5 separate regions of the Mus musculus genome follow, and regions 1, 3, 4 and 5 are each linked to region 2. The links are chromatin loops, found by intact Hi-C in ENCODE. Cell type or tissue: heart. All regions are shown on one strand. Links, peaks and the distances in the headings refer to the core of each region. The heading gives the core; the rest is flanking DNA. Region 1 holds the start of Rars (arginyl-tRNA synthetase). Region 2 overlaps Gm42072 (a long non-coding RNA gene). Region 3 overlaps Wwc1 (WW, C2 and coiled-coil domain containing 1). Region 4 overlaps Wwc1 (WW, C2 and coiled-coil domain containing 1). Region 5 holds the start of Gm22022 (a small nucleolar RNA gene).

Region 1 (6,263 bases), core at 1,264-6,263, 170 kb after region 2:
CCCTGTACTATTCAGGCCCAGCCTGTTCTACATGGCAAGTTTTAGGATATCCAGGGCTAGCTTAGTGAAACCTTGGGGGGGCGGGTCGAGGAGAGGGGAGAAAGAGGAGGAGGAAGAGGAAAGAAACAAAAGGAAAGAGACCAAGTTTTGGGGTTGGGGATGTGGCTCAATAGAATAGTAGTGTGGCTTAGCAAACACAAAGCCCTGGGCTTAATCCCAGCACTGGAAGAAAAGAATTAAAGACAAGACTTTGGAAACTAAAGCCCTGCATTGTTTATCCAGTGTTTGCTATTGTAGACCGAATTACTGAGATCCAGCATCCGCTGCTGTAGATCCACGGTGCTGAGAGTCACTCTCTACTGTTATAAGTTAAGTCGCAATGTTAAGCCACAGTAGTGAAGTCTATATTCTACTTGTTATATTCTAGATGCTTCTGGAATAACTCATTTCCATATCTTTGACCCATACCATGAGTACAGCTATCCCCAGAGCACGTTGCTAACTGAATGTATTAATGGGAATATGGTAAGGATAGCCATCAATTTCTGCCAACTATAGGATAGTGGGTAAATGAAGCTAATTGGAAATAGCAGGCTTGACGTTATGTACTTCTGGCCAACCATATGTATCTGATTCCCTAGGTTTCATATCTCACGCACCAGACACACCTGTTCACCATTTCAGCTCCTGACACAGTATTCCCTAACACATGACAATTACTGACTGACTGAAGGAAAGTCGAAGTCCTTCCAATCCGGCTGTGTAGCAATGGGAACATAGGCGTTTCTCAGTGGCTTGTGACCTCTTTTTTTTCCTTCCTTCTTCCTTTTTTTTTTTTTTTTTTTTTTTTTTTTTTGCTTGTTTGCTTGCTTACCTGGAGACAGGTCCTTACTCTACAGTCCTAAAACTCACTAACTCAGGCTGGAATGAATTCACAGCAATCACAGTGTTGTGTGTGTGTGTGTGTGTGTGTTTTTAACATTTTTTTATGTGCTGTGGTGATAGCCAAGTGCCTTAATGCAGCATTTTCTCAAAGTGGGTATAGGTACCACTGGTGACAATATAGAAAACTATAGGCCCGGAGAGGCAGCAGATGTAATCCCAGAACACAGGAAATGCTTGAGTTTTAGGCCAGCCCGCTCTACCTAGCAAAAAGAAAACACAGGTAGATATGGCTGCATTCTTTATTATCTATAATAATATGTTGATTGTTTTTGAAAGTTTATCTATTTTATGTATATGGGTGTTTTGTCTGCATGTATGCTTGCACACCAGGAGAGAGCATCAAATCCCAGGGAACTACATGTTCATAGGTGAGTGTGAGCTGCCATGTGAATACTGGGATCAAACTAGGACCTCTGGGGGAAAAAAAAACAGCCAGTGCTCTCAACCACTGAGCCACCTCTCAAGTCCTATATTTATTTAATATGTAGCATCTTTAGCCCACACACTCAGCCCATGGATTCATAGATATTATTGTTTAGGATGAAGATAAGTAAATTTTAACGTGAACTAAATCCATCTTGGTGGTAAAACCACGTTACCACGACCCTTGGAAGGTGGAAAGAAAAAGATCAGAAGTTCAAGACAAAAGATCAGAAGCTCAGCTAAATGCAAGACTACCCTGGGCTACATCTTTCAAACGAACAGAAGAGCCTGAGAGATGCTCCAAGAGGCTGCCTGGCTCAAGTCATTGTACCACCTTCCTTTCTTGGTAATTAAAACATTGTTTGCCTGGTAAGGAGGCTGAGGCAGGAGGATGGAGAGTCAAAGGTCAGAGTGGAATACAAAAAGTCTACACATGCACATGTGCGCGTGCACGCGCGCACTACACATACAATGAAAAGGAAAGCCATTGTTTTCTCTTTCCCCTTTCAGGCAGTCTCCATTAGTTTAAGGACCTTTTTTTATCATACATTCTAAACATCTTCACATCCTGGAGAGAGTATCTAGCACCTTAATGTGAACAACAACAAAAATGCCTGTTTAACAGAGGGATGAGTTGCAGGCAGTGGTGGCGCATGCCTTTAATCCCAGCACTTGGGAGGCAGAGGTAGGTGGATTTCTGAGTTCGAGGTCAGCCTGGTCTACAGAGGGAGTTCCAGGACAGCCAGGGCTAGAAACCCTGTCTCGAAAAAAACAAAAACAAAAAACACAAAAAATCAAAACAAAAGAGGGATGGGTTCTGTGCCCATGCCCGCGCCATGCCTCCAAGCAGAGGGTAGGTTGCTTTGGCCTGCTCCCCGCCTCTCTCGCAGTGTCTCCTGGATCCCGTTAGGGGGCAGCAGAGGGCGCGCCCTGAAAAACCAAAAACAGTGACTTACCCGGGTAGGAATTTCCGTTTCCGGCCCAAACTAGACACTTCCGCTTCCGGCCGCTTGGCATGTGAGTCGCTGACGAGAGGATGGACGGTCTGGTGGCTCAGTGCTCCGCGCGGTTGCTGCAGCAGGTTTGTCCCTGGGCGGGGCGGAGGGCTCTGGAGCGGGCGGCGGCGGGGCAGAGTCCGCAGTGGCTTCCACAGGCGGCCGCGGCGACCCCAGTCCGGGACCTCGGGGCTTGCGAAGCCTTGCTGCTCCGCTGGCCCTTTCCTCTTGGCCGGGTCGTGCGACTGTCACTCAGAGAAGAGAGGGTGGACAGCGAGCGAGGCTCACTCTGCTGGTCGCCCAGGCCAGGTTAGAGCAGGACAGGTGTGCCCTGAGACCCAGCCGGAAACTTCCCAAGAAGCCGCCAGTGTTGGTCTGGAACAGTGTCACAATTTTGAAAAACGAAAGTAAGACCAGCCCCTTTTCTTTTTCGGGCCTAGACACTAGCGTTAGGAACTCAGTTTGTCTAAGTCTTCCCTGGACAATAACTGCTTTTATGCAAATCATCCCCGAGGTGCAAAATAAATGGACAAGCTCTTTACTGCTGAGTCCAGTGAATAGTAGCAGATCTTGGAGAGATGGGGAAAAAAAAAACCATATATATATGAAGTTTACGTAGACCCAGAAAAGGCAAAGACGGACACTTGAGTGATTTCGAATATGACAAAAGATGGATTGACTCCTTTTTGTCTCGGGATCTAACCCAGAGCCAAGGCCTATGTGTGGCAAGCAGCACTGAGGGGTGCAAGTCCCCAACTCCTACTGATGTTTGTTGGTTTGTTTTGTCGTTTTTGATTTGGTTTGGTTTTTTTTAGTCCCAAGTCATTAGATTTAGCAACACAGGTAGTAAAGCCAGAAACTTGTACTCTGACTAAATCAGGATGCACCTAGCTAAAGAAGAGACTTCCGTGTTTGACTCTGGCCCTGGACTTTCAACTCACAGCCTCTCAACTGCTAGGACTGGAGATGTGTACTGCCATGCACACTTGGCTGAGTTATATTCTCTGCCCCGCAGTCCCTCATCCCCAGCACACACATGTGAACTCAGTTCCATCTCATAAAGGATGATTGCTGACGTCAGTAAAATCATTGCAAAGTCCATTCTCATTTTTCTACCCCACATGTTGTGGAGAGCGAAATGAGGAAGTCTGTGGTAAGGTTTGCCATTATCCGGGAAGCATTTGTTTGACCTGGAAAAGTTGCCTTTCCCTTACAGGAAAGGGAGATTAAGGCTCTGACTGCTGAGATCGACCGGCTGAAGAACTGTGGCTGCTTGGAAGCTTCTCCAAGTTTGGAACAGTTACGAGAAGAAAATTTAAAATTGAAGTATAGGCTGAATATTCTTCGAAGGGTAAGTGCTCCGGATGTTTTCAAATAATTTGTTGTTGCTGTTGTTGTTGTTACTGAAGATTCTAGAAGTACGTGCTATAAGAATTGAGAAGAGGAGTTTGTTTAGAAATCAGTTTTCCTGCATAAGGCAAGTTAGGACTCATTAGGCTGGAGAAAGTGGGGCGGCACTGGCTTCCCAGGGCCCTTTTAAGTAGTTTATTATGATACCCCTTTTAAGTGGTTCATTACGATGGTTTAATGGTTTGGAAGTTGAGATTTCTTCAAAGGCTTATGTCCATGCTGTCAAAGGAATGTCTTTTGTTTTTAAAACCATTTTAACTACTGTAAAAGAAACAGTTTCTCAGGAGCAACTAACAGGGATGTTTTAAAATGCACTCACTGATTCCTAACTCCTCTGCAATGAAGTTGTTTATTTTGCAGTTTTGTGTTATGCTTTATAGCATCTTTTGGGGTTCTTTTCATTTAATGTTGCGAAACTTTCTCTGCCTCTCCTCCTCCCCATCCAACAGCCTCTCTATACAGACCAGGCTGGCTTCTGGGCTGGGCTGCCTCCATCTTGAAGTGCATTTTCTTCTTCTGTGTCTCTCAGGCTGGGTTTACAGGTGTGTACTACCATGCCACCATTTGAATAGCCTTACAGTCCAGCAATGCTTATCAATGTAGTTTGTTTGTTTGTTTGTTTTAAAGAAAGCCTACCTTCAGCTTCTTTGGCCTGCCTTTCAGGTTTGCTGATGACACAGCCTAGCATGTTGCCTCATTCATTGTTCTCCAGTGTGTGTACTTCCTTCTGGATTGCACAGGCACCGCTCCAAGTCCTCATCTCAGGCGTCTGACCAGTCCTTTGAAGCACTTTATTATCTGTGTGGAGGCAGCTGTGCTCAGATAGCTTTGTCAAGTGCTTGTGCGCTGCTGAAGGAAGTAAGGGAAATAAATCCACAGCTGTGGTGAAAACAAACTTCTCTGTGTGCAAGAGACAAGGGCAGGCTGATCTTTTAGTTCCAGACCAGCCTGGTCTACAGAGTGAGTCTCGGGACAACCAGGGCTACACAGAGAAACCCTGTCTCGGAAAACCAGAGAGAGGGAGAGGGGGGGAGGGAGGGAGCATCAAAGGACTAAAGTGCTGTGTGCCATAACTTCACTCTGCCGCCTTGCCCTAGTTCTTGGGCCACATACTCCACCTTGAAAGCACGTACCGGATGGTTCTGGCAGGAGGTGTTTTACCCATGTTCTCATAAGCACGGCTGCCTCAGTTTTTTCTTATTGCTTTTCTGTCTTTTTTATGTGTTTTTAAGATTTAGAAACGTATTTAGTATTGTTTTTGAGGCACAGTTTCTATTTAGCCCTGACCTTTCTGGAGCTGTCATAAGTAGACCAGTTCTCAAACTCACATAGATCCTCTGCCTCTACCTCTGCCTCCAGAGCCTAGCCACTTAGTACATTTATTAAAGTACTCACAGAAAGCTTTTTCACACCGATAGCACTCATACATGATTGCTGTCACGATAATGCCACTTTTAAAGAATCCGTAGATTTTCGGGAATCTGCTTCTAATCTTAGTTTTCTCAAAAGCTGTTATTTTTACAAATTTTTATAATGTGAGGTTTTACAAAACCTCAAAACAGTAAAGGTGATTGTACCAAAATGTGTCTGCTTTTGGCTTTATTTGAGTCCAGGTCTCACAGTCCAGCCCTGGCTGGCGTGGTTTGTGCTCTGTGGCCTGTAGCTCTCAGACTTGTGCAGTCCTCCGTCTTGGTCTCCCAGGACTAGCTAAGAGTAGTAGTAACTCCTTGCTCCCACAGGCCTAGGAATCATGGGAGAAAGGAAGACACACACGTATAAATCAAGTAAAGAAAAGTTGCCAAGAACTTGTCAGGCTGGCTCACCTCTGTAGTCCTAGCCCCGAAAGGCAAAGCAGGAAGATGGCTGTGTGTGCAGGGCCAGCCTGGGCTATAGCTCAGGAGCCGGCCTGTGTGAGGCCGTGGGTGCAGTCCAGCTCCAGATAAAACTGCATGTGGCTGCGCGTGGTGGTGCGCGCCTTGATTCCATCACTTTCTGTGGGAGGCAAGAGGATCAGGGAAGGAAGGCAGGAAAGAAAAAGTGTTACATTGATTATATTCAAATGTTAATTTGAATGAAGTCAAGTACAGTGGCTTCTGTGTGTTTGTGTATAGGTTTATTTTAAAAGATACAAGTTTTAAAAAGTTACAAGGTTATTAGAGATTTTTAAGACTTAGGATTATATGTAACTGACATTTTCTATTGGAAATCTTTAGATTGTGAAAAGCATGAATAAGAAGTTGATAAATAAAAATTTAAAACTGATCAGGCATGGGAGCTGATCCTATATAGCCCAGCCCTTTGGGAAGTGAAGGCAGGAGAAGCAGGATTTCTAGACCAGCTTCAGCAACACGAGACTCTCACAACAAACCAAAAAAAGCAGACCACCAAAACCCACTTAACTCAGCTCTTTTTGTTTGTTTCCTTGTCGCTATTTGTAGTTTTCTGGCATGGAAATTCTCAACCAGAGTACAAGCTTTATTTTACACAGTT
Region 2 (6,327 bases), core at 523-5,522:
CTGCCTGCCTGCCTGCCTGTCTGTCTGTCAGTCTATCTGCTTATCTATCTGCCTGTCTGCCTGCCTGCCTGCCTGCCTGTCTGTCTGTCTGTCTGCTTATCTAGCTGTCTGTCTGCCTGGCTATCGGTCTATCTGCCTGACTGCCTGTCTGCTTAATCTATCTGTCTATCTGCCAGTCTGCCTGTCTATTTGTCTGTCGGTCCATCTGTTTATCTATCTGTCTGTCTGCCTGTCTGTCTGTCTGCCTATCTATCTATCTGCCTATCTGTTTATCTGTCTGTCTGTCTATCTGCCTTCTCTACCTGTCTTTCTATCTGCTTATCTATCTGTCTGTCTGTCTGTCCCATTTATTTGGCCTGGATTCTTTTAAATGGTAGCAAAGGGGAGTCATTCATTTCAGTGTCATAAGTGTTGTACTGTGGTATGCAGAACAGGTAGTGAGGCAGCTGAAACAGTCTCATAAGTGAGATGAAGAGGAGGCTGAGGGAGCCTTGAATCTAAGATAGAGAGGTATCAGCACCCCAGAGGAGGATCCGGAGGTAAGCTGAGCATCGGGAGTTTCAGACGACTCTCCCATGTCATTCACCATGCAGGTGGGAACCGCTTAATGAACAGCACTCATCTGGAAGGTGGAGGTATCAGACTCAAAGACCCCGTGTCCATAACTTCTTCTAGATATCTGGCTAATTGGTGCTTTGCCCAGAGGCCCTCCTGAGATCTCCAATGCTCTGTCTTCCTGGTCATCCAGTCAGTTTCCAAGTGGCCTCTATGAGCAGAAAGGGAGGCGTGGTTAGCCTCACTTAAACCAGGCCTCAGGAGTTGCCCAGAAAGGAACGTGGCCCCAGAAGCATCTCTCTGATGTACTGGGTGGGGTTATCATCCTCAGAAGGAGTGGGTAGAGGTAGCTGTGGGCTGTGGAACCTGGAGCTGCGAAACAAAAGAGGAAGATGTCTCACCAGGTAGATGCACCTGCAAAGTGGTACAGGGAGTTGCCCCAGACCATGGGGACTCAGTCCAAGACTTCTCTGCCCCTGTAGCCTCAGAAGATTTTCACAGGCTAGAGAACATATTCTCTTTAGGGTCCACCATCTTTGAAATATCCCTTAGTTTTCTGATATATCCCTGAGGATCCAGCCCCACATTGTAAACCACAGAGGTACATCCTAGGAGGACAGAAGCAAGCCTGGCTGGCTGAAAAGTCCCTTACCTCTCCTCAAGCTAGGACAATGATTGATGGAGGGTCCTGGAGCCCAATGGTTCTCTAAGGATAGACACTGTGACATCAGCATGCCTGGGGACCAGTTCTGATAACTGCCCACTAAATGTAGAAATGAGGCTGGAGATGTGGCTCAGTGGTGTACAGCACCTGCCTAACTAACCTATGCTAGACCCTGGGTTCCATCCTCAGAATTCCAAAAGGGGACAAAAAGTGTGGAAAGTGGCCAAGTGGTAGTGATCACCTTTAGACCTGGCATTCTGGAAGCAGAGACAGGCAAATCTCTTTGAGTTCAAGGTCAACCTGGTCTATAACCAAGTTCCAGGCCATCCAGGGAGACGTGGTGAGACTGTCTTTAAAAAAAAAAAATTAGTGTGAGGGAGGGAGGACTGGAGAGAGATGGTCCAGTGGTTACAGAACTCGGCTACTCTTCCAGGGAACCCTGGTTCAATTCCTAGTATCCACAGAGCAATATTTCTAATCCCAAGGGATACAATGCCCTCTTCTGGCCTCTTCGGATACTGAACACATATGGTCCACACGCATATAGGCAGGCAAAACACCAAATTAATATTTTAAACTGTAGAAACCAGAAAAAGTTACAGGTACCAATTAGATAAAAAGTATTAGCTGCTTAAAGAGACAACTCAATACAAATTAACACCCCATCAAAAAAAGCCCATTTCACTTAGTAGTGTTACTGCTTCAGGGGTGAGCCACCTGAGGGTTAAATGAAACGCGGTAAACACTTAATATTACTTGTTGTTTGGGTTTTTTTTTTATCATATTTGTTCCAAGCACAGGTTTGGGTTTTTTTGTTTTTGTTTGGTTTGGTTTGGTTTGGTTTGGTTTTTTTGAAGAGTGGGGAGGGGAGCTCTCATGCAGCAGCTAGGCAGGATTAGGGGATTGGGACTTCACCCCCCCCCACACACACACACACACACACACCCCCCGCACATTGTGTGTCACCTTGTCAAGAGCCCCTCCCCTCCCACCCTCCCAGGTCCAGGCAGCTGCAGCAAGTGCTTTCAGCATCTGACCCGTGTTCACGGCCTTAAGGGATTGTCAGAAAGAGTGACATTTAGAAGGTCGAGGGTCTCAGCAACTTGAAGTCTGCCTGTCCGACTAGGCGGAATCAGCTCGAGCATTTATCCATTTATCGACATCCCGAGTCACCAGGCACGGCTCGTCCCCGGCACTGTCAGAAGTGGACGATGCAAAGATGAATAAAACTTGCCCAGAAAGCGCTCCGTCAGGGGTGAGACGAACTCCCAAGACAGTCGTGGGATACAGTGGGGTCAGAGCTGGTGGGAAAGTTGACAGACTAGAGCAAGAAGCCCTGAGAAGACCCTGTTGTCTCCATGGACATCTAATCTAGACACCAGCCGACAAGGCCAGGAAATGAGATGATGCTAAAATGAGTCAGAGTCCTCACAAATGGAGAGAGTACAAGTAGATCGCCTGAAGGTAGGAAGGCTACAGAGGGGCTAGCTGTGACATCACATGAGGGAGATGTAGCGCAGGAATAGAAGTTTGCCCGGCAAGCACAAAGGCCCTGGGTTTCACCTCAGCACCAGGGAACGAGATGCAGGAATCATCTGGGAGCCTTTGACAGAAGCCCCTAGGCCCATTTAGTCAGGATTTCTCTAAATTAGAAGCCAGGTGTAGAGCCCCTGGGCATCTTCACTTGCCAGCAGCATGAGGGACAGAATTAAAAACCGGAGGGGCGGGACGCAGATAAATTCCTCCTCACTCCGCGGGCGGAAGGAACAGGCGTGAGACTCGGGCTAGGAGCTGAGCTAGGAGTTGGTGACAGTGTCCAAAGAGTTGAACTAAAAAGCAGGAAATCTGCTAAGACCTTGCTCTGGGTCCTTCACCTTCTCCAGCCCCTAGAGGAAAGGACACTCACTATTCAGGAGGCGGACGAGGTGGGGGACTATTAATAAGGACTGTTCTGCTCCGTCCTGCGCACACCCAGGCCCCACATTGAATGCTGAGACAGCTAGGCAGCCTTGTTCTGTTCCCGCAGCCCTCGCCACTTCAAATGCTGTCTACATCTATTCTCCAACGCCGCGCTTTCCCAAGCCGTGAGCTCCTCCCTTTGGCCACCAGATGGCAGACTTTCCCGCTAAATCTTGCTAGGCTCTCTGTTTGCCGAGAGAGGCTTTCCAACTCAGGGGTGAGCTACAAGACTCTGGATAGGGAGAAGCCCGGTTGCATAGCAGCCAGGAAACAGACCGACCGATTCTCCTTGCCGCTTCTCAAGCACCAGCCGGGTACATTCCCAAACGTCCTTCGCATCCCTAGTCGTGACCTCACTTTTTCTCGTTCCTAAAATAAATATAAAAGCATTGCGGTAGTCTCGGCACTTAGAGGTGAAGGAGCAACAGACAGGGAATTCAAAGCCAACCTGGGCTATGTGTGAGAAAGTATGAAGAGGAAGCTTCGGTTGAAATTCCAGTTGCACCCCCCTCTCCAGCTAAGTCTGAGCACTTTCCCCAACTTCTTCTCTAAGAAGTGGAGATAAGAACACCTCACCCTAGCACCCTGCGGTTTAAAAAAAAAAAAAAAAAAAAAAACTTGTACAAGGAAGCCGCTGGCTAGTGCTTTGTAGCAAGCTATTTTCAGCCTTCTTAAAAAGATCGCTGGCTCTCCACCCACCTTAGATTTAGTGAGGCGTTACCTCCAACCTCTCTCCCCTTCCCTCCTCTGCCTCTTCTCCCTCTGAGCCCAATCCCAGGGGGATGTAAAAATGACCTCATGCATTCACAGACCCTGTCATTCAAATTAGCTGACCTCATTTGAACCTCCCACACACTGGGGGGCAGATGAGGAAACTGGCCTAGAGAGGCCACTAACAGAGTAAACCCCACAGGCAGAGCCCACCCCTCCATAGCCGGATCTGTCTCCTGCTATTGGTAACTATCTCTGACCTGCAGGGTTGGCCACTCCCTCCAGAAGCCCTTATCTCGGCCTTATCTCCCACAAAAGCTGTTTTTATCCTGAGGTGAGAGCCCTTGGCCTGATGAAATCTGTTGTGTTTACAAATGACAGGAATTAGACAAATTCCTGTTGTAAAAAAAATTTTAAGAGAGGATGAAGGCTAGAAACAGACCCCAAAGGGTATCACGGTATTAACCAAGAGATTTGTGCTCATCAGTGACGGAACCTGAATTTAAAGGAACACTAGGAAGGCACGAGCATGGCTGATTTCAGGCATGGGAGGTTCTAGGGCTGAAAGGAAGTCCACAAGGTGCCATCTTGACTCCAACACTCATGTGGCCTTTTTCTCCCAGAGAGGTTTCCTCCACGTATTGCTTCATCCCAAGTCTGCATCCTTACCAGCAACCATGGCAACAGCAGAGAGACCCTGCTCCTCCCTCTGTTGCTAGGAAGACCTTTAATTGTCTGGTTGCAATTGGTGAGAAATGGGAGGACTCCCAGGAGGATCACTGCCTAGGTAACACACAGGGGCTGCAGACTCACTCCTGGTCCTTTCTGTCCCGGTAGGGCTGGACACATTTGGGTGCTCAAGAAAAGGAGGTGGGCGCTGGGGGAGTAGGGATGGAGACACAAACCAGCCATTCAGGAGCGGGGGCACTGTCACCTGGCTACACGATAGTGGAGGAGCTATGAAAAAAAGGCAGGACCCTGGCTCAGCCTCGCTGGGCATAGAGTGAAAAGGAGAGGCTTTGCAAGCATAAGCTGCAGCAAACTGGAATAGCCCAAAAGGCAGCCGGCAAAGCTTCCCAGCAAACCTCAACCCACATGCCCTTAGCACGCCCTTTCTCCCTGTCCTCTGGGAAGGGAAGGCAGGAAGTCTACACTCAACACTAGCCAGAGGAGCTTGTCCCCTGGACAGGTCCGTGTCATCTTGGTGTGACAGGAAGTCCTCCATTCTTTTCTTCTGAATCTGGCTCTCCTTCACACTTTTGGGAGGCATGCTGACCTGTCTCTGTGGGCAACTGTCAGTGAGGCTCTGCTCATTGGACCATCCTGTATTCTAGAGCAATCTTTTTTTAAGCTCTGAGATAGCGACACTTGGGGTCAGGTGGCTTTTCATTTCTGGAAGGCTAGCATGTGACTTACAAGAGATTTGATGTTTCTAACACACTATACATTTGCATTTACATATACATCATATACCCATATGAGCATATGTGTATGCATATATACAGACGCAGACGCAGACGCAGACACAGATACAGATACAGATACAGATATGGGGGAGAAAGAGAGAGCAGCAACTCTGGCCTCTACCTACTAGATTCCATACTTATATACCTTATATCACCACCCCCCACCCAGCTGTGACAGCCCTTCTGACACTTCCAAATGTCCCCTAGGATGTTATAACTTTCCCCATTGGAAAACCATTGTCCCCTGTGTTCTGTCCCCAGCCCCCTTTTCCTCCTCTCATTCCTGCAAGCTTCAGATTTCCGAAAAGAAAAGCCTTAGACCTCTGATCATATAGGCTGATTACCCATACTCCTCTGGGTTCTGGAACTCCCCCATTTCTCCTCTCCTAGACCACAACACCCAGGAGCTTTGTTTGTTTATGTTCAAGACAAAGTCCCACATTAGACCTCAGGCTGGCCTAAATAAATCTCACTGTGTAGTCCAAGATAGCCTTGAACAGACAGCAATTCTCCTGACTCAGCCTTCCAAGTACCCTTTGGTGGCTGACTATCCCGTTGAGAAAGAAAGAGTTAAGGGTGCTTCCTCCAGCTCTCCCCACCATCAGCCCACTAGGGGTGGGGGGCTGTGTCCAGTGGGGGGGGGGCTGTATCCAGTGGGGGGAGCTGGGGGGGCTGTGTCCGGTGGAGGAGGGCTTGTCCAGTGGGGGGCACTGTGTCTGGTGGGGGGTGTGCCGTGGGGGGGTGCCCCACGGAGGGGGGGTGTCCGGGGGGGAGTGTCCAGTATGGAGGGGGCAGAGCAGCTGAGTGCTCTGAAGTGGGCTAGCCAGATTCTGTCTTTAAGCTTAAATATTCCCATGAGTGCGTTACCCTGCTAAGTAGCCATCAGAGCAATAGGAAAGAGAGGAAGAGGAACCCAGGGTTTTCCACGCACCTTTCCCCAGAGTGAAGATGACCGGAGTCTGAGGTGGCAGA
Region 3 (6,327 bases), core at 483-5,482, 160 kb after region 2:
AATTACTGTTATTCTCTATCATGCTTAAGGTTAAACCTATAGGATGTCTGGAAATAAGTAGTGACGTTAAAAACTCGCACAATAGTATAGTTGTGTGATTCCAGCATTTCAGAGGTGGAGCCAGGAGAGTCAAGGCCAGCTTCTGCTCCATAGACAGCCCAGGGCCAACCTGGGCTCCATGAGACCTCGTCTCTAAAAACTAAAGTGAACATAAAGTGAAGTTCAAGAACGAATGTAGCCTTCCCTGCTGTCTTGATCTTTAATATATAAACAACTGGGTCTTAAGGATCCACTGTTCTGGGGCTGGAGAGATGGCTCAGCAATTCAGAGCACTGACTGCTCTTCCCCAGGTCCTAAGTTTAATTTCTAGCACCCACATGGTGGCTCACAACCATCTGTAATGGGTAACCCTCTCTGGTGTGTGTGAAGACAGCTACAGTGTACTCATACACATAAAATAAATAAATAAATAAATAAATAAATAAATAGCCACCTCTAGTTGAAACAATTAAGTATGAGGCTGTCTTCAGGTCCCCCGTGCAACCAGTAGGCATCGCTACATGAATTCCACAGTGCTGTGCACAGCTCGGGTCTGACGTCGTAGCACACTGGGCCATGCAGTCTCCATTTGGTGATCTCTGCTTGTAAACTGTAAAGCCACCTTTGTCTCTCAGGGACGTTTGTGTGAACTGAAGCTATAACTAAGGTACTGAGAGTGGAGTTAGGGCCTCCACCCATGTGCTCACCGTTGGTCCTGTGTCTGGTCTGCTTCAGACTCCACCTGGCACAGGGACTGTTAGTGTCGTTATCTTTAATCATGATGAATAGCCACGAAAATAATGACACTAATAGCTTCTCGTTAGAGACCCTCAGCAGTAAACGGACAGCTGCCTGTCCTCCCCTGCAGGAGAAAGGCTGTCGTAGCTGAGAATGGGGACCTCTGGGGAAACATGACAAATGGCCGATGCAGGGATTTGAGTGGGGAAGATGGCTGAGCCCAACTTTTGCAGAGTCTGTATATTCTTTCTCTATATGGGTGTGTCTCCTTGGCCTTGGAGCACCCTCGCCCTGCCCCCTCCAGCGCATCTCTCCGTTTGCAGTACTCGCTTGCAGTACTGAAGACCCGGCATATCCTCGACTCATGCTTTATCTCTGGCCCAGATATCTGTCTCCAAAGAGGACAGGGACAAGTGTGTGTAAGCAGCTCTTTGCATGGCAGGACAAAGGGACAGTATATCCTACAGTGGTGGTACCTCGTCAGGCCCCACTGAGCAGCTCTTTCGTGGCTTTGGGTGGGTTCTGTGACTCGTGAGCCTCTATGCCCTGCACGTAACATGGTGACTGTCCTTGCACAGTGTTGTGAGGATACCCCAAGGTGACTCATCACCCCAAGGTGATTCATCTAATTTAGGGTCATGTGGAGACAACGGCACGCACCACGCCTAGTGCATGTTTAGCCAGTGGTCACCGTAAAGGGATGGGAAGTCCAGAGCAAAGCCTGGAATAGGAAGCTCAGAGCCTGGGTGGAATCTGGGGAGGTGATCTCTTCCTGTTCCCACTGGACCCTTTTTTTTTTGTGGGGGTGGGGGGAGCCGTGTCCAGAACACACTCTTCCCATGCCTGACTTCCTCTGCTTTCTCTCTTGCAGCTAAACCGCAGTGACAGTGATAGTTCTACGCTGTCCAAGAAGCCACCTTTTGTGCGAAACTCCCTGGAGCGGCGCAGCGTCAGGATGAAGCGGGTAAGAGCCGCCTTAAAGCTCCTTTTGTGCCTGCCTTCTGTGCCTGCTGCTCTTCACTTCGGGAAGGCTTATGGATAGGCTGGAGTGTCAGGGAAAAGGGGAGTGGGTAGGACGGGGTGGGTGGGCTGGCTCTGCAGATAAAGGTGCTTGTGTGACCTTGACGACCTGAGTTCCTGGGGACCCAGGGAAAAGTCTAAGTCAAGAACCAACTTCACACAGTTGTCCTCTTACCTCTACACATGCACCATGCATGCACATATGGTCACTCTTGGGTGTACATACACACACACACACACACACAATGATAGACTAGACAGACAGACAGATGTTCACTCTGGAAAAATACTCTAGAACCTCCACATTTTTTTGTCCCTACATTTCTGCTGTCGAGCTGGGGAAATGACTCAGTGGGTGAGGGCACTCCTTTTATAAGCATGAGGACTCAAGTTTGAAACCCCACATAAAAAGCCAGACATGGCTGTGTTTGTCTGTAACCCCAGCGTTAGGGGTGAGGTGGAGACACAGGTCTCATTAGACAGGCAACCGAAAGGTCAAGTCCTGGTGCAGTGAGAGACCCCGTCTCAAGGCGATAAGATGCGAGAGATGGGGGAGACACCCAATACGATGCACTCACCTCTCGCCGCTCTGACCTACGGCTATTTTCGCATTCAGGCCTTTGTGAGATGCAGCCATAGCCCCTAGAGGTCACTGAGAGGGTGATTGCCTAGTGTGTGCAAAGGCTCACACCGTAAAACAAAACAAACTAAAGCAATAATACAACTTAGCAAGTCCACAGGCTGTGAGACTGCCTTCGGGAATGGATTGGTCCAAACCCTGAAATAATTCCAGCAGGTCTCTTGCCCCTTCTCACAACACTGTTCCTGCCACATAGCTAAACCTCCTCCTTCTCCTCCTCCTCCTCCTCTTCCTCCTCCTCCTCCTCCTCCTCCTCATCTTCCTCCTTCTCCTCCTCCTCCTGCTTCTTTTTGAGACAGGTTTTTCTGTGTAGCCCTGGCTGTCTTGTAACTTTCTCTATAGATGAGGCTGGCCTCAAATTTATAGAGATTCCCCTGCCTGTGCATCCCAAGTGCCAGGGTTAAAGGCCTGCGCCACCACTGCCCTACTCTTTTTATTGATTTTTATTGATTTTATTGATTTTTATTGATTCTTTGTAAATTTCACATCATGCACCCCAGTCCCACTCATTTTCTAGTTCTTCCATATCAGCCCTCCATCCTTGTAGCCTACCCCCAAAAGAAAAAAAAAAAATTTAATTAAAAAAAATCAGCGGGCTGGTGAGATGGCTCAGTGGGTAAGAGCACCCGACTGCTCTTCCGAAGGTCCAGAGTTCAAATCCCAGCAACCACATGGTGGCTTACAACCATCTATAAAGAGATCTGGCGCCCTCTTCTGGAGTGTCTGAAGACAGCTAAAGTGTACTTACATATAATAAATAAATAAATAAATAAATAAATAAATAAATAAATAGAGTTTAAAAAAAACAGAACATCTCTTAAAAAAAAAAGTTTAAATAAAAAAAAATCAGCAACAAAAACTTGCTGCAGTGTGTCTTCTGGAGTGTCTGAAGACAGCTAAAGTGTACTTACATATAATAAATAAATAAATAAATAAATAAATAAATAAAGTTTAAAAAAAAACAGAACATCTCTTAAAAAAAAAAAGTTTAAATAAAAAAAAAATCAGCAACAAAAACTTGCTGCAGTGTGTCCCAGATAACCGAATTCTTGAGCAGAGTCTGGCTACTGGAGGCACACAGTCCAGACGTTGCCCAGTGTAATATGCATTGAGACAATCCGAGGGCAGGTTAGCACCCCACACCATTCACAGAATGCAAATGCAGTCAGCACTGCTCGGGAATCTCAGCTCTCCCACCACACTCCACACACTCTAACCTAGAGCCCCGGCTGTGTAGACACTAACACGCAGGCCCCTGGAGGGCTGTTGTGAAAGGGGAACTGGAGCCGCATGACAACGGAGTCCCTGGTACGTGGTGCACATCCTGTGTGACTTAGAGAGTATATTCTCGCAGTAAGAAAAGGGTGTCTGCACATAAAGGAAGGCGGGGGTTGGGGTTTAGAGGACTGGGATCTGTGGGTTTCTGGGCTGAGCCCTCTGGCAGGCATGAACATCATCTCCACCCCCGCAGCCTTCCTCCGTCAAGTCCCTGCGCACAGAGCGTCTGATCCGCACCTCGCTGGACCTAGAACTCGACCTGCAGGCCACGAGGACCTGGCACAGCCAGCTGACTCAGGAGATCTCAGTGCTGAAGGAGCTGAAGGAGCATTTGGAGCAAGCCAAGAACCACGGGGAGAAGGAGCTGCCACAGTGGCTGCGTGAAGACGAGCGCTTCCGCTTGCTACTGAGGATGCTGGAGAAGAAGGTGAGTACCACTGGCTGGCTGCCTCTCAGCATCCTGTGATCCCACTGTGGAGGGGGGCCCTGAGGGCTTCGCTCTACAAGTGTTTCTGTTGATATTTTTTTATGTGAGTGCTTACAATTCAACCCCACTCACCGTGAGTCCTTCATCAGATACAGCAAGCACCTTATCTAGGTGGGCCATGCACGTAAGGGCGAAGCAGGAGAATTACAATTCGTAATTCAATACGTAAACCATATACCGAATTCTAGTCTAGATGACTAAGCTAGACTGAAACCCTGTCCTGTCTCAAATGCAAACAAACAAAAAATAAAAACAACAACCAAAAAAAATAATCTATCAAACAAAAGAAAGGGGCTGGAGAGATGGCTCAGTGGTTAAGGGTGTAAGACTCCAGGGAGCCTTAGCTTACTGGGGACCCCCTGAGTGAACCACATGGAGCCGGGATGGATGCAAAAAAAAAAAAAAAAAACCAAGAGGAATTTATTGTTCCACTGCACTGGGGTCATCGAGACCCAGAGAAGAGGTGGCGACGCCCAGCACCCATTTGGGGAGTTTTTATATGGTTTCCAGGGCATCAGCATCTAGGCACAATATGATTGGCGGAACAGGGCACCCTTTAAACTGATTGGTCTTTAGGGAATGAGGTGACAAGGACTTCCCTTGTCTGAAGGTGGGCAATGGTCAGTCCTGCAGAATGTGTCCCCACCTGCAGGTCGGTTCCACCCTGTTGTCTGAGAAATGTTAATTAGTCTCGCCCTTCAGCAAGGGCAAGTGTTTCATTACCTTCCCAAAGTTCCTGAGCTGACCTTTTCAAGGGCACTGGCTGTTCTTCTAGAGGTTCTTGGGTTCAATTCCCAGCAACCACATGGCGGCTCACAACCATCTGTAATGGGATCTGATGCACTCTTCTGGCACACAGGTATACATGCAGATAGAGTACTCATATACATAAAACTGAACGCATTTCTTTTTTAAATAAAAATTTAAAAACAAAAATCAAAAGTGAAACAAACAAAATTGAGTCATTTTCTTGGTCTGTAAAATCAAAGCTACTGTAAAATCTCCCCTCCCAAGTGCCTGAGGAGCAGGTAAGAAACACACTTCACTAGGCGTGTCCTGTCACAGTTCCTTCAGGCACAGGAAGGGCTTCTATTCCCTGCCTCAATCCTCAGTGGTCATCGGTGGATGATGTGAATATAACCCTACACAATGCCTTCTACACAATGCCGACTCTATGGTACAGACTCTGCATTGCTAACAGCGCCTCCTGCAGGCCAGAGGACTCTCTCCCACCTCACACTCTTGCTTGCCTTACCTCCCAGGTGGATCGTGGGGAGCACAAGAGTGAGTTGCAAGCCGACAAGATGATGAGAGCTGCTGCCAAGGATGTGCACAGGCTTCGAGGCCAGAGCTGTAAGGAGCCCCCAGAAGTGCAGTCTTTCAGGTGAGTGGATAATCCCAGTCTCATGCCTTCCGCTACCCCACCAGCTGCCTGGCCTTTATCGTCTTTGCTGGCCTCGTGTTCCCTGCTCCTGGGCACTGAATGCCCCTGTTGCTAGCAGAGCTGTAGCCTACATGGGAACAGATGTTCATCCTCTGCCAGGCTCCCATAATGCTGTGAGTACTGTGGTGCTCTGGGACCAGTCCCCACACAGCTCAGCCCAGTTTGTGAGATCCTCTTGTTTAATGAATGAACCACCTGCCTTATCCTTTCCTCTCAGCCTTTTCGGTACCTGGTAATTGCAGGGGCCTGGCTGGTGATAAAGAGGGGAGTGGCGTGCAATGGATGCTCACCTAATTTCCTGCCTCGGCTTGCTAGCCTGCCTAATAGAATCACAGCTGGGTGCTTGCCTTGCTGGACCTACACGTGTCAGAGGAGGGTCACAGATGTCATTTGGTGTGGGCCTTCCAACACAAAGGGATTTAGATTCATCCTCCATCCACTATAGTGTGAGTTCAAGGCCAACCTGTGTTCCATGAGACCCTGCCTCAAACACACACAAAAAACAAAAATAAACCAATGTTCATATACATACACACACACACATATATGCATATGTATATGTATGTGTTTCCTGTATTGATCATGCTAATGGGTCAAGCATGATTTTGTCTCCTATGTCACTCGCTGCAAAGATATTTGACTGTGTGTGTGTGTGTGTGTGTGTGTGTGTGTGTGTGTTGT
Region 4 (6,327 bases), core at 656-5,655, 80 kb after region 2:
CTTATGCAGAAACACATGCAGGCAAAACACCAATATGCACAACATAAAAATAAATAAATAATTTTAAATGGGCATCTCAGAGACAATGAAATGTAGAGCTGTGGACTGGCCACAGGCAAGGCCTGGTCCTGTGTGAATTATCTGAGATTCATCTTGTGTTTTTGAGGTTAAATCCCATTCTCCTCTTGCTTAATGTGTAGGGTGTGGGTGTCTGCCTCACACAATTAGTGTGAAGATAAGGGACATGGTTAGTTTTATGTACAAGTCGAATGCATGACAGACTGGGGTTGCTGGGTTTTGCTGTCCGGGGGTGGGGGTGGACATCTGTGTGCCCATGAATGTGCAGATGATGTGAGCACCTGATGTGAGCACCTGACGCACGGGTGATAGATATTAGGTGTTCTCCGTTGCTCGCTGTCTTTTTCTCTTGAGATAGCATCTCTCACTCTACCTGAAGCGAGGCTGAAAGCCACCAAGCCTCAGCAACAGTTCCTCCTGTTGTCCCACTCACCCTGCACTGATGTTACAGGCCTGTGCAGCTCCGTACGCGTGCCAGGGATAGACACTCAGGTGCTCGTGCTCACCTAGCAAGCACTTCCCCACTGCCTCAGTCATCTCTCCAGCCCTTGCTCTCTTTGCCCCCAAGTAGGGTCGTACTGTGCAACACATGTTGATGTAGAGTTTGTTGTCAATCTTCCTGCCTCAACTTTCTAAATACTGGAACTACAGGAATGCACTACCACAGCAGGCTTGAAAGTGGTTTAATTATAGGATATTACTGTTCAGTCTCACAATGCCCGCTTCCTTTGGGAGAGGCAGTTACTAGAGTTACAGAGGCGACGCCACAAAGAGGGCCTTAGAGATGGGACATTTCAGCTTCCTCGTTGCCCAGAAAAAAGCAGGTGCTTGCCTAAAAACAGAGGATTCAAACTCAGATGTTGTCATTCCAGTTCTGGGACTCCATCTGAACCACGCCAGCGTGGGAGAGGTCCTCGGCAGGCAGGATCTCAGAGAGCACCAGAAACCAGTTTTCTTCTTAGAGGGTCTGTTTCTCAGGTGGTGAGGCTAGTGAGAGCGTTAGCAGTCAGAGAAGGTTACGGAATGGCTACGTGTCAGGGAATGATGGAGGACTACAGTCTCTGCTTTTCCTGCTCAGAGGACATCTGGATGACTGATTCCATGGAAAACAGATCATGGCATCAGAAACATCAAAGCAAAGAGCTGAGTGTCCTCGACTCCTACATTTAAAGAGTGATGGCAGGCCATGCCAGGGGCTGTGACACCAGATGCTCTGATGAGTCATAGGCAGACACGAATTGACTTTGAGAAGCAAATTTTCTAAATTGGCCTATATCTTTGGGGAAACTGAGGCTCCAAGATGGGGAAAGGAATGGATAGAGATTACACAGCTAAGAAAGACAAGCCTGGGCGGTTTTGTAAGGATTCAGCTGAGCTCGGGTTATATGAGGGCCAACAGGGTAGGGATGTCAGGAACTCCAGTCTACTGTGGCATTGGGCCTTCAGGAGATGGTTGTCCAAAGAGGTTTGGTTAAAATTAGAGTGTCACAGTTTACTTCCGGTCCCTAGCCAACAAGCCCTCTTTCTGTCTGTGAGTTGATGTGCCGGGAGACTGTGCCAAAGCTGAACCCCGGCTGACTCTTGGTGTCATGACTGTAGTACCATCCAGAGGCTGCTTCCTGGATTTTAACCTCAGTCTGCCTCTGGATCCTTGGGTAGCTCTGGGCAAATCTCTTTGTTCTGTGTCTCCATTTACAGTGAAGGCTGGGCCATTCATTTGCCAAGGCCTTCTTAGTTCTAACTTTATTTAATATGGCTACTTCCGTGGCCCAACTTGACATTAGTGGGGTAAATAAATATCAAATAATTCACTTTACTGGCCACTCACTGTGCACTCAAATACTGTTGTATTCACTTTCTTGTTTGGCCCACAAAGACCCCTGTGTGGGTCTGAAGGATACTTACCTACAAGGGTCGTTATGGAAATGAGGAAATACCTATGAAGTGCTTTAACAGCGGCTGGTGCACAGTGAGGGCTCAATAAATCTATTTTCTTTTTTTATTCTGTAGATGGGCTTTTAAGTATCTTGCCCACAGTCAGAGAGCTAGACAGTGACAACACAGATTCAAACCCAGGGAGTGTGGGCTCAGAGCTCTGTGCTCTTGGCTGGCATTCTACAGCGTCTCTTGAGATGATAGGGTGAGCAGTGCCTTACAGAGCAGCAGGGGACTGAGCACTGCAAAGGTACCTGTCACATGAATATTCCATTGAAGACCCAGTACCACAGTACCACAGTACCACAGAGAACAGTTTCGCCTGCAGGTGGAATTGGGCTGGCAGGATGGCAGTGCAGGTTGTCACTCCCAGTTGCCACAACTGTAGTCTGAAGTCCCAGCAGGTGACCCACAGACATTCACATACACCACACAGATTCACCTGACAGTTTGCAGGCCATCAAGGAAGGAGCACGACACGGATAAACGTTGATATGGAGATGAAGGGAGGGAAGAGTCATGCCATTCATGGTACTAGCCTGGCCAGAGAGAAGAGATTTGGCAAGAGGTGAGCTACTGGTTTGCAGGGTCCAGAGGCAGAGCTGGTGGAAGGAACAGTCTAGAATCTTCCCTGAAGCTCTTTTTTTTTTTCTCTTCCTGGCCTCATGAAAGAATTCCAGGAGTGGGAGTGGCTAAATGGAGAAGCTTCTGAGTAAACGAGCCAAACCAGAGCCGGGACCTTGGGAGACTCCAGGGTCTGAGAGCAAGAAAGCAGACACAGGTGCTCTGAGAGAAGCGAGCAGGAGAAAGGGAGAGGGGGTATTTTGGAGAAACGGGCATAGGCCTTCCCAGAGCAAAGGTCATTCCCTTCAGAAAGCAAATACAGAGAGCCAAATCCCAAACACCTGCGATCTCTCAGCCCGCCTGCTTTAATTTCTATCGGGGGTTCGGGGCACAAGTGGCTTCCACAGTGGGTGGAGGTCAGAGCGTAATTCTCAGGAGTTGGTTCTCTTCTGCCACCTTGTGGGATCCGGGAATTGACCTCGGGTTATCAGAACTGTGCAAGTGCTTGTGCCCACAGCACCATTTCACCAGCCCACAGGAGGGTGCTTTCCCCAGTCCCTGCTTCTCAGGAAGGGGACGGGGTGCAGTACAAGGCTTCTTACAGCTATTTAAGCCTGAGTCATTAGTTTGCTATTGTTCCCATGCCATATTATGGAAATATGGGAATATAGCCCACTGCACCACGGCTAATGGCTAATAGCATTCGTGTGCTAGGCAGAGCCCTTTTTAAGGAGGTCATCACTGTGTGTGTCGTCTCCTTATACACGAGGAGGTGAATGTTGGTGCCTGTGCAGACAGGTGTTGCCAGAGTCAGTGAGTTGTAACTACTGCTGCTGAACACCTGGGGGAAGGAATGCTGCAGGGTGACATAATTCCCACAGTGCACAGGTGTCTCCCCGGGGAATCACATCACCAATGCACACAATCTAGGGCTCAGTTCCCTACAAGGTCTGCGCTCAACACTTTCAATGGGTCATCTTACTGCATGGCCACGCCACACTGTAAGATGGGAACTCGAGTGTTGCATGAAGGAAATACCTTTTAACAAGGTTACCTAAGACAAAGGCATCTTTAGCAAGGTGGGACCTGGAGTTCAGCCCTGGCATTGACTTTCTGACCCTCGGTAGATGACCTTGCATCCTCCTAGACCGTGAAGCTGCCAGCCTTCGTATTTTCCTTCCTTAACTTGGTCCTCTGCCCTCCCTGCCCACACCCGTTACTGTCCGTTCGTTCTCCCAACCCCTTGTCTTCTCACATCTGTCTGGCTTACCTGTCATGTATCCCTACATCCTTTAATTACTAGTGCATGGCTCACTGCCTCGGGGAGAACCCTGGCCACATCTCCTGTTGTGGAATGTCATAGGGCTCATTCCGTGTTTGAAGTGTAAACCTCCTCTCACAAGGCACACACAGTGCCTTATTCATTATGCCTAGCACTGAGAGTGGAAACAGGAGACTGGAGGATGGAGTGGGTGCTTAGCACATGGGCAGAGAACAAAGGTGTGTGACCTAAAGTCCCCACCAGCAGCTGGGAGACCCCGCACCCAGCCCCAGCACCTGCACCCGGCCTCACCTTTCTTTTGGTCTTGTGTCTAACAGACAGAAGGATGGTAAAATAAATAAATAAATAAATAAATAACCATCTCACACACCAAGCCTTTCGGGACTCAAATGTACCAGCACTATCCTGACCCACAGCCTCAGCATCTGCTACTCCTATTGCCTGCCTTTCCCTCGGATGCTTGGCACCTCTGCTGGCTAGCTACTTCCTACCTCCTGAGCACTGGAGAAGGTCACCTCAGAGACTTCTGTGACCACCCCGCTGACCTTTGTTCTCCACCCCAGCACCTTGAATGCCAGGCACCTCCGAAACATTAGCTTCTGACTGAAGCGTGCCTTCTACCCTACTCTAGAAGGACAGTGCTCAGTCTGTTTCCTCTTCTGGGACTGTTTCATTGAAGCTCCCAGAGCCAGGTCTTCCAAGCCACACTTCTCCCTCTTAACAGGTTTGTGTGTGAGATGGTTATTTTGATCGTCTTTGTGTCTGTTAGAGGAACAAGTAAAGGTGTCAGCGCAGAATCAAATTAAGGGAAAGGAGGAGGAAGGCTTTCAACCTTGAGGGCAGGGCTGCTTAGAAACTGGCCAGAGGGGGAAGAGCGTTATCAGGAGATGAACCATCTAAGCTATGGAGACCATGCCTGTGAAACAGCCTGGGGCAGGAAGCAGCAGCCTGCCCACTGTGCCTGGGTGGGGAGGAGAGCTGCCTAGGAGTATACATTGTTCTTAGATTGGGGTAGGGGTCAGGGCTTTAGCTGGGATCCTTCCCACCAAGTACTTGGAAGGAGAGGGCCAGGATTTGGGTGCAGAGGGCAGGGTTCTCCTGGACAGCCACAAAGAGGGAAGCTTGGGTGGCTCAGGGAATGTGGATAGTGACTTACCCATTCAAATTTAGTCCCCAGAGAATCACCACCCAGTGTTACACTTGGCAAAAAGTTGCCTGCTCCTCCCCCTTCATGTCTCCCTAGAAAAGACGCACCAAAAACACGGAGCTCGGCTGCGGCCAGAGCCGCCTTCTCTAGGAAAGCAGCAGCTCTCTGTGGAAGAAAAGTGAGGGACCGGTTGGTGTCCCTCTAGCTCTCAAGCTACTTGCCCTGTTCCTTGACAGGTGTTCCTGTGTGCCCCTTGTAGAGTGCACCTGGCAGAACCTTCCCTGACTCCCTGGCCACACATTCAGGCTGTTTTTCCAGGAAGGCCAGTTGTGAAACCTTCAGGAATGTTTGTGCTCATTCAGAGATTTGTAATTAAAAAGGGGCAGAACCCGCTCTGGTCTGGCACCTTGCCCTGCTTCCCTCTTGCTCTTCCAGCAACTGGGTCGTTTGACTTTTATGATTGGGGTTTTAGGCAGCCCGGGACATTGGGGGCTAGAGGCAGAACCTACCTGACCTGGCCAGGTAAGGGGCTGAGGCTAGAAATTTCAGGTCCTGGCAACATCTGACAGCTTTGCCACTCACTAGGAGAGAGGGAGGTAGGAAGGGACAGACAGGCAGACAGTGACAGAGAGAGACAGACAAAGAGAGAGTCAGAGAGAGGTGGGGGGAGAAGAAAAAGAAGAGGAGGAGGAGGAGGAGGGGAGGGGAGGGGGAGAGGGAGAGGCTAAAACACTTCTCTTCATACTGATTCTCTGAATGACACCTCTCTGCACACTGAATTATTCATCTCCCTCTTGGCATTTGTTCCAGAGAGAACTTTCTGTCCAGATTTCTGTAAGTTGTAGAGTTCCTTCCCATAGCAACTTTCCTGTTTCTCATAGAAGCACACTGAGCATCCAAGGGGGAGCCCAAATACAAAAACCCAAAGCCTTTCTTTCTCTTTTAGCTGCTCTTTCTAACGACGAGCCCTATGGCTGCATGTTCCTTCCTGTTGGTAAAATGTCTGTAGTTACGGCTGACAGGAATCGGTATCTTCCTCATACCCTTCATGTCACTGATGCTACAGTTAATGACCAGAGAGCCTCACCTTCTTGATGGAAACCTGAGCAGTGTGTGGAGTTGATGAATTCCTGGATTCTTGATGCAGTTTGAGTCCTGTTCTTCTGTCCACATTCTTGCTTCCCGGTACCTTGAGAGCCTGAATTTGTACTCATGACTTGGAAACACTTAACTGTCCTATGTGTAGTGAATGAAAAAAAGAAGTAAAAGAGGAAGGACATAACCTCTCCTAGGGACTGTGGAGGTGAAGTTATAGTGTAGA
Region 5 (6,327 bases), core at 473-5,472, 1.2 Mb after region 2:
TCATGACCATCTATAAAGCCATCTGATGCCCTCCTCTGGCATGCAGGTATACATGCAGATAGAACACTCCTACATTTAAAAAACTCATAAATACATACATACATACATACATACATACATACATAAATACATAAATATTTTAAAACCTAACAACTACTGTTCAAGAATGGGTGTGGCTTGGTGGATTCACCAACCTAGCACATACAAAGCTCTTGTTTCAGTCACCAGCACTGAAAATGAAAGTGTTTGGAAGTTACTGAAGCGCAGACACGCTTTAGACTGCCCACAGCACTACGCATCACCGGCTTCCCCTGCCCTCCCTCTTCCTGAGATAGGCTCTCATTAAATAACTCAGGTAGGCTTAGACCTTGTAAATCTCCTGCTTTGGTTCCCCGAGTGCTGATACCATAGGCATTTTTTTAAAACCATTGACCTTCCCTGTTTACATCATGAAAGCGCATCGCAGGATTGAGCTGGGGGATGCAAGTTGCATAACTGCATTCTCTGGTGTTCGTGCAGTGGCACAACTGACACAGTTCTCGGAAGGTGTTTACATTGCTAAACAGTTCATGACCATGGAGTAAAGAAAACTTGAAAACTACACACTGACTTAACCAGACGCCATGCTGCATTCCCGGGTGGAGACGGAACCAAGAGGGAGATCTCAGCACCAGACGGACAGGAAAAGAGGACAATGTCAGCCTCCAGCCCCACTCCTAGAAGACAAAGCACCACTCGAGCATTGCAAACGTAAATGCAGTGATAAGGGACAGTGGCCGTTCTCGCAAATTGCTAAATGCACACGGATCCTGGAACAGTTTGTCCTCTAACATTTAAAAGCTTACTCGCCCCCAAGAGATTTCTTAGCCCTGAGCTAACACAGAGCAAAAGGAGCATAACTTTAGTGCCAAAAGCTCACACGTCTGAATTTGCCAAGAGCATGCACTGTGGGAGGATGTGGGCCCTTCCCCCAGCTGCTTGGGAAATCTGAGCGCTGGGAGAAGATACGACTGTCAGAGAAGATAGCCGATGAGTTCCAGAACTTCGTTTCAGGGAACTATTTCACAAGACTGACCGATTTATCAAAAGCGGTCACATAATACAGCCAGCAGCCCACAGTTTATCGTGGGTGGTTGATGGGATTCATCTGCAATGAAGCAATGGTCTCAGCATCCTGCCAGGTAGTGGGGTTAAGTACAACTAGTAAAGAATGACTGGAGCAAAGGAAAGGACACGTCTACTAACAGAACGGTTTAAAGTTTTATCAACAAGGCAGGGAGGGTGGGAGTCTAGATGGTCTGTACAGTGTACACCATACCCACAAAACAACGCCTCCCCATTTTCAGAGTGGGAGAAAGAGTTGGAAACCCAAAACATCATTGTTCAGAAGTAAACCGACCTTTCTCTAGTATTTCCCGTAGCTGTTCTTGTGCCTTCTTGCTTGCTCAGGGACCTTAAGGGCTCTGAAATGATATACTCAAATGTTTTCTGGTTGAGAAAATGAATAGGACATACACCGGATTGGTTTGAAAAAATGTCAATAAGTCTGTCCGTGACCTTGATAAAATATTAGAAAACTTTAAGTTCTTCGAGTACAGCTCTTCCCTTGAAGAGAATGCAATACTCAGAATTGGTATTTACATAGTGAGCATATTTCTTAGCCAAGGATTCATTGACTTCTGGGCCTCTCCAACAGAGCTAGTTTGCATACTACATTCTCTAGTATATTGAAAATGCTTGATAGAGCTGGATGTCCAGCACAGATAGAATGTGAGGGACGCTGGGTTTCATCCTCAATATACCAAGAAACGAGGAAAGGAGAGTAAAGGAAGGAAAGGTGGAAGGAAAAGAAGGAAGGAAGGATTACTGGGATTGCAGAAATAATATCACAATATACATTTTTTAATAAGAAATATTGGTTTAAGTAAAGGAAACCTTTATTGCTTCAGTGAAGGAAGCAATTGAACTTCTGGGCTATCAAATACTACCACATACTTCCCTGGAGTATAGACCAAAGGCTACTTAATTAATAAATGTTCAGCATATATATCTTTTGTAAGAAGCTTTGCTTTGTCAAAGATTCAAGAGGTTAGAGATTTAATCTGCATAATATTAGTGAGGTGTATTTGTAAAGTTATTTCTTCACATTTAACTTTAAGTCCTTGCATGTCCCAGTCACTATGACATTACTCGGGAAGAAGAACTGTAGTGAGCAAAATAGATAAAGCTCTTCTCTGGGTTCAAAAGACTTACAGCTTAGTGCTGAAGGCAGACGCAAATTACCACAAACAACTCATGTTCTGAAGGGCAAGGATAGGGTGCTATGAATCGCACGTAGGAGGTAAGCCCTAGGCTAAGAACCCAGGAAAGGGTCCGAGAGGGAATGATAGTTAAACTGAAAGATAGTCTTAATAAGAACAACTGCTTATTGACATTATGCCAAAAATGCTTGCCCGTTTAAGTTCACAGCTGCCTGTTAGATTGGATGCTTTGATTATCACCAGGGGTTTAGATACTTAGAAAGGCTCGCACCTGTAATGCAGCACACACTTCAGGTCCGTGCTAAATCCAGACCATCTCTTTCTTTATTATTTTTCATTTCATCCTATGTTATAACATCTATATTATAGCATCTCTTTCTATATATATTCTTAGCCATTGGTCATCTGGCCTCTTCAGCAACAAAGGATGAGGCAAATGAATTAAATAGAAGGAGAGAAAAACAATTCCAGTTAGGGTAGAATCATGGTCAGATGCCTAACATTGGATGTTACTGGTGTGTGTGCGTGTGTGTGTGTGTGTGTGCGTGTGCGCGTGTGTGTGTGTGTGTGTGTGTGTGTGTGTGTGTGTGTGTGTGTGTGTGTGTACACGTGTATGCACGGGCACTTATCTAATCTAAGGGACACCAGCAAGTGTTACTTGCTAGAGATACTTCCAATGGCAGAATCTAGTTTCTAAGACAGAAAGATGCTTTCTTCTTATAAAATATTTGCCAACACTGCCACCTAGTGCTAAAAGGCAGGAGGTTGCTATGAACGGAATTACAAAATAGTACTAGGTGCTTGCCTGGTAGAATTGGCTTCAATTTCTATGTCTAATGCCTATTTTTTCTAATAGTTTTTCCTATAAATAAAATACATTATATAGACATTGAAAGAACAATGCTTAATTTCATATAAGAAAAACAAAAAACTCAGGACTGCTAAAACAATCCTGCTCAATTAAAAAAAAAAAAAAAAACTTCCAGAGATATCACCATCTGTAATTTCAAGCTGTACTACAGAGCTATAGTAACAAAAACTCCATAAGAACATACAGGTTGATTGATGGAATCACAAAGACCCAGAAGTAAACCCACACACCTATGGACACTTGAATTTTGACAAAAAAGCCAAAATTATTCAATGGGGGAAAAGCATCTTCAACAAATGGTGCTGGTCTAGCTGGAAGAATGCAAATATTCCGTGGGAGGAGATACAGAGACAAAGTGTGGAGCAGAGACTGAAGGCATGGCCATCCAGAGACTGCCCCACCTGAGGATCCATCCCATATTCAGTCACCAGACCCAGACACTATTGTGGATGCCAACAAGTGCTTGCTGACAGGAGCCTGATATAGCTGTCCCCTGAGAGGCTCTGACAGTACCTGACAAATACAGAGATGGATGCTCTCAACCATCCATTGGACTGAGCACAGGCTTCCAATGGAGGAGCTAGAGAAAGGACTGAAGGAGCTGAAGGGGTTTACAGCTCCATGGGAGGAACAACAATATGAACCAATCAATACCCCCAGAGCTCCCAGGGACTAAACCACCAACCGAAGAGTACACATGGAGGGACCCATGGCTCCAGCAGCATATGTAGCAGAGGATGGTCTTGTCGGTCATCAGTGGGAGGAGAGGCCCTTGGTTCTGTGAAGGTTCGATGCCTCAGTGTAGGGGAATGCCAGAACAGGGAAGCAGGAGTGGGTGGGTTGGTGAGCAGGGGGAGGAGGGATGGGATAGGGGGGTATTCAGAGGGGAAACCAGGAAAGGGGATACCATTTGAAACGTTAATAAAGAAAATATCTAACATAAAAGTAAATACATTTTTAAAACTCAGAAATTAAAAAGAAAGAATAAAGTCAAGACTACAGTGACAAAAATGCAAATAGATCCATAGCCATCACCCTGCACAAAACTCAGGTCCATGTAGATCACAGGCCTCAACACAAAGCCTGATACACTGAACATCGGCATGGAATTCAGAAGACAACTTCCTGAAGAGAACACCAACTCATGCAGGGACGAAGAGCTACAATTAATAAATGGGACCTCATGAAAATAGAAAGCTTCTGTAAGGCAAAGGACATGTCATAAGTCCAAAGGGACCTGCCCCTAGAGGCATTACAGGTGTGGCTGCTTTGTCACATGTGCATCAGAGGGTGGCAGAGAGGAGAGAGGCGATGTCTATCCTCAATGTTCTGACCTAGGCACATCTTATTAGAGCCGAACTTTCTTTGAAAAAAAGGGGGAAGGGGGAAGCCTGAGACCACCACCAGTCCAGCATCAGGGACAGGGAACTAGCCTGAGACCACCACCAGTCTGGCACCAGGCAGGCCTGGACAGACTCTCATGTTGATGTCTGAGGGCTGTGCAGAACTGGCCCCACCCTTCACCTGGGCATCATGGGAGAGCTGGCCCTAGAGGCAAGAGAGCAGAAGAGCTGACCCGACCCTCTGCTACCAAGCTGCCGTACACCAGCCTTATTGGAGTAGGTGTGGCTTTGTTGAAAAAAGTGTGTCATTGTGGAGGCAGGTTTTGAGGTTATATAAGCTCAAGCTATGTCCAGTCTCACAGTCTCCTTCTGCTGCCTGTGGACCACATGTAGAACTTTCAGATCCTTCAGCACCATGTCTGCCTGCGTGCCACCATGCTTCCTGCCATGACAATAATGGACTAAACTTCTAAAACTGTAAGCCAATTAAATATTTTCCTTTATATGACTTGCCTTGGTAATGGTGTCTCTTCACAGCAATGAAACTTTAACTAAAACAGTGAGGTAACCCAAACCCAGAAAGACAAACATGGTATGTTCTCATTTATAAGTGGATATCAGTCATAAAGTAAGGGATAATCATACTACAATCCAAAGACTGAGAGAAGCTAGGTAACAAGGAAGGCCCAAGGAAGGATGCCTAAATATAACTGTGAAGGGGAGCTAGAGTAGACATAGAGGGTAGATGGGGAAGGGGCCTGGATTGAGGGAGGGCAGTGGAAACAGGAGGGTCCAAGTGGGAGAAGGGGAGAGAGGAGAGAGGAGAGAGGAGAGAGGAGAGAGGAGAGAGGAGATAGAGAGAACTGGGAGAGCTCAACTGGAATGGGGGGTTGCATCTCTGGGATGAGTTAGAAACCCAGAGCAATGGAAACTTGCAGAAATCAACAAGGGTGCCTCAAGCTAAGAACCCTAGCACTGGGAGCTATGGAGCCTAAACCAGCTATCTACTGTAACCAGGCAAGACTTCCACTAGAGAGACTGGGACACCAGCCCAACCACAAAACCTTCCACCACTTCCATTCATCCTGCCTGTAAGATGTGCTGGGGTAAAGGTGGGATAAATTGTGGCAGTGGCCAACCAATGACTGGTCGAGCTTGAGACCCATGCCATGAGAGGGAGCCCACCCCGACACTGCGTGGAGAGCTAGGAGCCAGAAGCTAGAGAGCCCAAAGACTTAGGATAGAATCAAACATAACTGGCAAATGAAAAAAAAAGTCAGTGAAATGATTCCTAATGATATTCTGCTCTACTCATAGATCGATGTGTAGCCCAACTGTTATCAGAGAGGCTTCACCCAGGAGCTGATGGAAACAGATGCAGAGACCCACAGCCAAACATAGGGTGGAGTGTGGAGAATCCTGCAGAAGATGCAGGTGTTGGGGGAGGTTGTAGGAGCCAGAGAGGTCTAGGACACCACACACACACACACACACACACACACACACCCCACAAAATTAACAAACCTGAGCCAATAGTGGCTCACAGAGACTGAACTGCCAACCAGGGAGCCTGCAAAGGACTGACCTAGGCCCTCTGCACACGTTACAGTTGTAGAGCTTGGTCTTCATGTGGGACTTCTAACAGCAAGTGGAGGGGCTGTCTCTGACTCTGATGCCTGCGCTTGATACCCTCTCTGCATCCAGGGTTGTCTAGCCTTAATAGGAGAGGAGGTGCCTGGTAGTACTGTAACTTGATATGGCACGGCTGGCTGATGTCCGTGGAAGGCCTGCGCTTTTATGAAGAGAAATAGAGGAGGAGTGGAGAGGAGGGAGAGGGGAGGTTTGGGAAGGG

The links. A loop is a pair of places that touch in the nucleus more often than their neighbours do. Peaks named below come from ENCODE experiments on the same cell type or tissue, not always from the same donor. Only the 100,000 strongest peaks of a DNase experiment are listed, where the experiment ranks them.
Region 1: it touches region 2 in a loop (8-fold over the local background); 19 of 42 quality-filtered maps call a loop at or near these places.
Region 3: it touches region 2 in a loop (5-fold over the local background); 27 of 42 quality-filtered maps call a loop at or near these places.
Region 4: a loop joins it to region 2, with 11 times the contacts of the local background. A loop is called at or near these places in 11 of 42 quality-filtered maps.
Region 5: a loop joins it to region 2, with 20 times the contacts of the local background. A loop is called at or near these places in 13 of 42 quality-filtered maps.

Annotation. Positions count from the first base shown.
Region 1 is chr11:35,830,623-35,836,885 of GRCm38, reverse strand. Rars (arginyl-tRNA synthetase) reads left to right here and starts at 2,358. Exons shown (of 15, transcript NM_025936.3): 1 at 2,358-2,449; 2 at 3,580-3,714. The coding sequence starts at 2,405. In heart, for the core only: a CTCF peak has its summit at 2,274 (motif pointing right); a DNase peak (open chromatin) is centred at 2,345; H3K4me3 peaks cover 1,667 bases; H3K27ac peaks cover 989 bases.
Region 2 is chr11:35,998,497-36,004,823 of GRCm38, reverse strand. It overlaps Gm42072 (a long non-coding RNA gene), which reads right to left. Exons shown (of 3, transcript XR_003949664.1): 1 at 6,287-6,327. Among named protein-coding and RNA genes, the nearest start is that of Gm42072, 3.8 kb to the right of the region's middle. In heart, for the core only: a CTCF peak has its summit at 3,326 (motif pointing right); a DNase peak (open chromatin) is centred at 3,393; H3K4me3 peaks cover 1,111 bases; H3K27ac peaks cover 336 bases; H3K27me3 peaks cover 1,222 bases.
Region 3 is chr11:35,839,569-35,845,895 of GRCm38, reverse strand. It overlaps Wwc1 (WW, C2 and coiled-coil domain containing 1), which reads left to right. Exons shown (of 23, transcript NM_170779.2): 20 at 1,649-1,741; 21 at 3,909-4,142; 22 at 5,465-5,586. Among named protein-coding and RNA genes, the nearest start is that of Rars, 8.2 kb to the right of the region's middle. In heart, for the core only: CTCF peaks have their summits at 3,151 (motif pointing left) and 5,443 (motif pointing left); no DNase peak of the experiment used is centred there.
Region 4 is chr11:35,919,048-35,925,374 of GRCm38, reverse strand. All of the region lies in intron 1 of Wwc1 (WW, C2 and coiled-coil domain containing 1), which reads left to right. Among named protein-coding and RNA genes, the nearest start is that of Wwc1, 58 kb to the left of the region's middle. In heart, for the core only: a CTCF peak has its summit at 3,029 (motif pointing left); no DNase peak of the experiment used is centred there; H3K27me3 peaks cover 321 bases.
Region 5 is chr11:34,840,396-34,846,722 of GRCm38, reverse strand. It overlaps Gm22022 (a small nucleolar RNA gene), which reads left to right and starts at 4,369; the gene lies at 4,369-4,495. In heart, for the core only: a CTCF peak has its summit at 3,017 (motif pointing left); a DNase peak (open chromatin) is centred at 962; H3K4me3 peaks cover 799 bases; H3K27ac peaks cover 563 bases; H3K27me3 peaks cover 232 bases.